Regions from separate parts of the Homo sapiens genome. Here region 2 is linked to region 1. A link is a contact called in ENCODE Hi-C or POLR2A ChIA-PET data. All regions are on one chromosome and are shown on one strand. The core of a region is the stretch at or near the end of the contact, and the rest is flanking DNA. Distances in the headings are between cores, read along the strand shown.

The links. A loop is a pair of places that touch in the nucleus more often than their neighbours do. ChIA-PET counts read pairs that join two places held with the same protein, here RNA polymerase II (POLR2A). Pooled maps may share reads with other maps.
Region 2: a loop to region 1 is called in a map of B cell, with 5 times the contacts of the local background. The contact joins two enhancer-like sites. A Hi-C loop is called at or near these places in 14 of 168 maps with a recorded cell type or tissue (B cell, CD14-positive monocyte, CD4-positive, alpha-beta T cell and 11 more), 5 of 37 single-sample maps with no recorded cell type and 16 of 50 pooled maps. POLR2A ChIA-PET finds 5 or more read pairs at or near these places in 4 of 52 experiments (A549, H1, RWPE1 and 1 more).

The regions. Positions count from the first base shown.
Region 1 is chr20:811,259-814,446 of GRCh38, forward strand. No RefSeq gene overlaps it. Among named protein-coding and RNA genes, the nearest start is that of FAM110A, 21 kb to the right of the region's middle. Within about 2 kb of position 1,299, at least 2 of the 41 ENCODE cell types and tissues checked have a DNase peak (open chromatin) inside an H3K27ac peak, as active enhancers do.
Region 2 is chr20:879,607-883,212 of GRCh38, forward strand. It overlaps ANGPT4 (angiopoietin 4), which reads right to left. Exons shown (of 9, transcript NM_015985.4): 5 at 1,565-1,680; 6 at 141-242. Among named protein-coding and RNA genes, the nearest start is that of ANGPT4, 35 kb to the right of the region's middle. Within about 2 kb of position 2,330, at least 2 of the 41 ENCODE cell types and tissues checked have a DNase peak (open chromatin) inside an H3K27ac peak, as active enhancers do.

The DNA of each region.
Region 1 (3,188 bases), core at 49-2,548:
GCTCCCCTCCAAACCACAGCAGGAAGTTCCTCCTTAGGTCAGACCCACAGCCCTGATGCTGTGGTCTCACTGCAGGTCATAGTCTCACAGGGGCCTCTTATATTATTTTAATTTTAATTTTAATTAAATTAAATTAATTTTTTTTTTTTAGATGGAGTCTCGCTCTTATCGCCCAGGCTGGAGTGCGGTGGTGTGATCTTGGCTCACTGCAACTTCTGCCTCCCAGGTTCAAGTGATTCTCCTGCCTCAGCCACCTGAGTAGCTGGGATTACAGGCATCCGCCACCATGCCTGGCTAATTTTTGTATTTTTAGTAGAGACAGGGTTTTGCCATGTTGACCAGGCTGGTCTCGAAATCCTGGCCTCAAGTGTTCTGCCTGCCTCAGCCTCCCAAAGTGCTGGGATTACAGGTGTGAGCCACCGTGCCTGGTCTTATATTATTTTAATTTTAAATTTAAGAATACATTCTTAATATCAACCTTCAAAGACTCCCTGTTGCTTACCAAGTTAAGAAAACTACTTAAACCTCACATATAATTCCTTTCTCAACTGGGACCAATAAACCGTGACAGCTTTATTGAAGGGGGCCAGCCCCTTCACACCTGTGGGTATTTCTCGTCAGGTGGGATGAGAGACTGAGAAAAGAAATAGACACAGGGACAAAGTACAGAGAAAGAACAGTGGGCCCAGGGCACTGGCGCTCAGCATACGAAGGACCCGCACCGGCGCCAGCCTCTGAGTTCCCTCAGTATTTATTGATCATGATCTTTACTATCTTAGCAAGGGGAGTGTAGCAGGGCAACAGGTGGGGAGAAGGTCAGCAGGGAAACATGTGAGCAAAGGAATCTGTATCATGAGTAAGTTCAAGGAAAGATACTGTGCCCGGATGTGCACGAAGGCTAGATTTATGTTTCTCTTTACCCAAGTATCTCAGTGTAGCAAAGAGCAACAGAGCAGTATTGCTGCCAGCATATCTCGCCTCCAGCCACAGGGCGGTTTTCTCCTATCTCAGAATAGAATGAATGGGAATGGTCGGCTTTACACAGAGACATTCCATTCCCAGGGATGAGCAGAGAAGCCTTCCTCTTATCTCAACTGCAAAGAGGCCTCCCTCTTTCACTCCTCCTCCTCAGCACAGACCCTTTATGGGTGTCGGGCTGGGGGATGGTAAGGTCTTTCCTTTCCCATGAGGCCATATCTCAGGCTGTCTCAGTTGGGGGAAACGTTGGACAATACCCAGGCTTTCTTGGGCAGAGGTCCCTGTGGCTTTCCACAGTGCATTGTGTCCTTGGTTAACAGAGAATGGAGAATGGCGATGACTTTTACCAAGCATACTGCCTGCAAACATATTAACAAGGCACATCCTGCACAGTCCTAAATCCATTAAACTTTGATCCAATACAGCACATGTTTCTGTGAGCACAGGGTTGGGGATAAAGTTACAAGTTAACAGCATCTCAAAGCAGAAACAATTTTTCTTAATACAGATCAAAATGGAGTTTCTTATGTTTCCTTTTCTACATAGACACAGTAACAATCTGATTTCTCTTTCTTTTCCCCACACTTTCTCACGTGTTCTTTCTTTCTTTCTTTCTTTTCTTTTTTGAGATGGAGTCTCGCTTTGTTGCCCAGGCTGGAGTGCAGTGGCGTAATCTCAGCTCACTGCAAACTCTGCCTCCCAGGTTCAAGTGATTCTCGTGCCTCAGCCTCCCGAGCAGCTGGGATTACAGGCATGCACCATGACGCCCAGCTAATTTTTGTATTTTCAGTAGAGACGGGTTTCACCATCTTGGCCAGGCTGGTCTCGAACTCCTGACCTCAAGTGATCCACCTACCTCAGCCTCCCAAATTACTGGGATCATATGAATGAGCCACCATGCCTGGCCCATGTTTTTCTTGTACTTTAGGCTTTGCTACTTACAACCAGAACTGCTTACCATTCTGTCAGAAGCCTTCCAACCAGGGCAACTCCATCTTGAATAGGGGCTGGGTAAAATAAGGCTGAGACCCACTGAACTGCTTTCCCAGAAGGTCAGACATTCTTAGTCACAGGATGGGATAGGAGTTTGGCAGGACTGGTATCACAAGTACAGGTCACAAAGACCCTGCTGATAAAACAGGATGCAGTAAAAGAAGCCGGCCAAAATCCACCAAAACTACGATGGGGATGAAAGTGACCTCGATTCGTCCTCACTGCTCATTATATAGGAATTATAATGCATTCGCATGCTAAAAGACACTCCCACCAGCACCATGAGAATTTACCAATGCCATGGCAACGTCAGGAAGTTACCCTACATGGTCTAAAAAGGGGACGAACCCTCAGTTCTGGGAATTGCCCATCCCTTTCCTGGTAAAACAATGAATAATCCACCCCTTGTTTAGCATACGATCAAGGAGTAACTATAAGTATGTTCAGCTGAGCAGCCCATGCCACTGCCCTGCCTATGGAGTAGCCATTATTTTATTCCTTTACTTTCTTAAATAAACTTGCTTTCACTTTACTCTATGGATTCACCCCAAATTCCTTCTTGTGTGAGGTCCAGAAACCCTGTCTTGGGGTCTGGTTTGGTACCCCTTTCTGGTAATAATTCTGTAAGTATTTGTAGTACGTCTGAGCCACCAAAATTTCCATACTGATCCTTCCATTAGAATATCCTTTCTGCCTGTCTCTTTCTGGCAGGATCTGATCCATATTTCAAAGCCAGTCTCAAATGCCACCTTTTCCAAAGAAACCTATCCTTATATCTTTATCTAATACAAACAGTATATATTGGGAGCCTAAGAAATGCTTGTTGCATACATCAATGAATGAACCCCAAACCAATGTATTTCTCCCTTCCTTGTAATCTCCAGAAATGTTTATAAACTTTGTTGTTGTTTATTTGTTTGTTTTATTTTTATTTTTATTTTGAGATGGAGTTTTGTTCTTGTCACCCAGGCGGGAGTGTAATGGCGCGATCTCGGCTCACCACAACCTCTGCCTCCTGGGTTCAAGTGATTCTCCTGTCTCAGCCTCCCGAGTAGCTGGGATTACAGGTGTGCACTACCATGCCCAGCTAATTTTTGTGGTTTTAGTAGAAATGGGGTTTCACCATGTTGGTCAGGCTGGTCTCAAACTCCTGACCTCAGGTGATCCACCCGCCTTGGCCTCCCAAAGTGCTGGGATTACAGGCGTGAGCCACCGTG
Region 2 (3,606 bases), core at 1,080-3,579, 69 kb after region 1:
AAGCAGATGTGCACTGTCAGCTTTAGATGAGTTGATTTTTTCTGGGGGAGGAATGAGGGCAAAGCAGTCCCCTTCCAACAGCCCAGCCCCAGCCCCAGGTTTCAGAGCAGAATGGCCCCTCCCCAAGGCAGCAGGGCTACCTGTTTGTAATCCTTCCAGTTCCGCTGAAAATTCACGGTGCCATTCTCACGGCGCTGGATGAGGGTCCACCTGCCTCCACTGCTCTGCAGGTCACAGAACACCTGGAGGGGGTGGGCAAGGCACAGCTGGGAGCCCTTGGAGGTAGCCAGAGGCCAGGCCTGTGCTAGCCCAAATGTGGCTAAGCAGACAGACCCCCACAGAGCAACAGGTGAGCCTGGGGGTCCTGGGCATCAGAAAGATCCAGGCTTAAATTCCCCACCCATTGTCATCATTTTTCTAAAGTGGTGGGTAAGGAATGACCTCTCAGAGCCTTCCTCTCATTTGTAAAATGGAGATTCATACCTTAACCTCTTTGTGCCTCAGTCTCTCATCTACCAACTGGGGTTGTGAAAATTAAACGAGATGAGTCACGTAAAGTGTTTAGAACAGTGCCTGGCAGTACTAGGTAAACGGAAGCTCGACCTCTTTTTGTTGAAAGGAGAGGTTAGCAGGTGTGTGAGAAGTGTAAAAGACAACCTGGAGACAAACAGAGGCATTCTCCTTAGTATATTAAGAGGGGGTGAAAGGAAATAGAGCAATGGTAATACTAGCAATTTGAGGGCCGAGGAGGGAGGATCGCTTGAGCTCAGGAGTTTCAGACCAGCCTGGGAAACACAGGGAGACTTTGTCCCTACAAAATGTTTAAAAATATTAGCCAGGCCATGGTGGCATGTGTCTGTGGTCCCAGCTACTTGGGAGGCTGAGGCAGGAGGATCACTCGAGCCCAGGAGGTCAAGGCTGCAGTGAGCTGTGATCATGCCATTGCACTCCAGCCTGGGCACCAGAGCAAGACCCTGTCTCAAAAAAAAAAAGGGAATTATGAAGTAGGAATCTGCTAGTTGTTTCCCTTCTAGGCCTGGCTCTCAGACCCTCCCTCCTGACATCCGTGCTCTTCTCTGTCACCCTTCTTATCGGATGACTTGACCTTAAATTTTAGGACAACCTTGGGAGCCACTGATTGAAAATGGTGGCACCTCTATTAGCCCTGGTTTCTAATTTCCCACATGGAGCAGAACCCCAACTCCTGCCTTCAACTGGACTATATGTAAACTAGAAAGAAACGTCTTTGGGCTAAGGCCCTGGAATTTTGGGGGTTGTTTGTAATATCAGCTATCATCATCTTAACCAACACTGAACTATTTTGTGCTGTTCCAGTTAAAGCACCTCTGAAGTGATGCTGGTTAAGGATGCACTTCCAACTTTGGGAACTTCTGCTTATCCCCACAATCTGATCCCTGACTGCTGGGAAGTCAAAGCCACCCCTACACCTCTGGTATTTCAGATACTGGACAAAGCCTGATCCCGATGGGGTGCGGGGTGTCTGTTTGGGAAGCCCTTGGCTCAGCACCCTCTAACAGCCACAGTTCCCAGGGAGCCCCCTAACCTTCCTGGGCTTCGTTGCATTGGACACCTGGATGGTGTAGACACCACTGGCACTGGCCCCAGAGCGCTGGATCTCTGCACAGTCCTGGAACACCTGCTCACCTGCCATTATGAAGGCTGCAAAGGGACAACACAAAAGTCAGTTGGAGGTGGGCAAGGAAAGAGAGAAGGGGCCAAGTGGGCATGCCTGCCTGCTTTGTGCCAGGTTCTGGGTTGGGAGGTGCTGGGGACAGGGAGATGAGTCAGACCTGGGAAGATTTCGTAGAGGAGGTGACAGTAAGCTGGAACCTGTGTAATGAGCAGGAGTTGCCCAGTGGAGAAGGGGAAGGTGTTCCAGGCGGAAGAAACAGCATATGCAAAGGCCCCAAGGTAGGAAGGGCCCTAGTGTGTGCAGAGGACAGGGCATGGGGAGGGGAACTAAGGCTGAGGCCAAGGAGAGGAAATGACTCACACCGTGAGAGAGGAGTTGAGACCAGGGAGGCTGCTTGCTGTATGATGCAACTGAGAGGGTAGAACAAGGCTGGCACAGAGAAGGTGGGGAAGGAAAAGGAGAGACGAAGCTGAGATTTCAGCAGGGCCAAGTCAGCCGTGAGTGCCAGGCTGCGGAGCCCAGATTCTCTGGGCTGAGAAAGAGCACTCTGTCCAGAGTGTGGAGGGGGGCCTGGAGGGGATGAGACTCAAAGCTGGGAGGCCAGAGAGGAGGCTGCTAGAGTTTTCTGGGAGAGAGTTACTGGGGCCTGAACTCCAGTGAGGCACTTCCCATTTCACAGACCAGGAAACTGAGGCCCAAGAGTGAGGCAACTGGCCCAAGGGCACACAGCCAGGTAAGGCAGAACCTTCCTTCTTTGGAGCTCCCTTGGGTGGGAAGCTGTGGGCTCCCCTTCATAGCCCACCCTTTTGGCTGTATCTCCCTGCTGCCCTGGGCATATGCTCCCTTATTCTGTCCTCCCTTGAAGCTGACTGCTGGCCTTAAAGGGCCCCTGTTTCTTCCCTCTGGACTACATGAGATCGGGATAGTATTAATGACTAAAACCTACCAGGGGTTTCTAGGCCTGGCCTGGAAAAAGTGACTGTTGACAAACAAAGTGCAGAGATTTAAAATCTCCTCTGTCTCAATTAGTGGAATCCAGTTAGAGGTTTGAACTATGATTCTACCAGAATCCAATCTCTCTGGGTAGCCAGGTACCCAGGATGGGGCTAAAATTCCAGATGGATAGGTTGTCAACACCAGTGAGGAACCAGGAGGCTACCACAGGGTGGGACTTCCTGGTTTGGCTTTACATCTGAACTTCAGGGATCCCAGATCCTGGATCTGGGGCACTTGTCCAGAGAAGGCTATTGCTCTCATGTCACAAATGAGATGACTAAGACCCCCAAATCAATTCCAGTTCACTCACAAGCATTTCCTGGGCAGTGGAGACCCCTGCCCCACCTGTTGGCACCCCCTCAGCTCCCCACAGGGAATTGGAGTCCAGCCAAGCATGAGGAGGCTGTTGGCCTCAAGGTGAGCAGGGATGGGCTGAACCTCACCCAGTAAGGCAAGGACAGAGCCAGGGTTGGCCTGAGATTTCCAGCCACCCTTTCCAAGGCTCTGCTCACTGTTATTTTCCTTAGTCTACAACAATATCAATAACAATAACAACAATAATATCAACACAAAAAGTGAAATACTCACCATGTATTGTAGTGTTTCCAAGGTGTCATGTAATGCCAGGGGTAGTTTGGGGCCAGGAAAAATATTTTTGGGAGGCATAAGAATAGGATGGACTGATATTGATATGCAACAGTTTGATCTGGTCCTCCTCTGAATATCTGGGCTGGTAATTTGTACCAGTTTCCCTCGCTTTTGTGCATAGGCACTGTGCTGAACCCTTTTGTATGCATGAACTCATCCGATTCTCTGTGCAAGAACTCTATGAGATTATTATTCCCGTTTTACAAGTAAGAAAAATTGAGGCTCTGAGAAGTTAAATAAATGACTTGTATGAAGTTCCAGTGCTAATTAATAAGTGAAGGAGCCAGGGCTTGAACTCCGGCCCATCT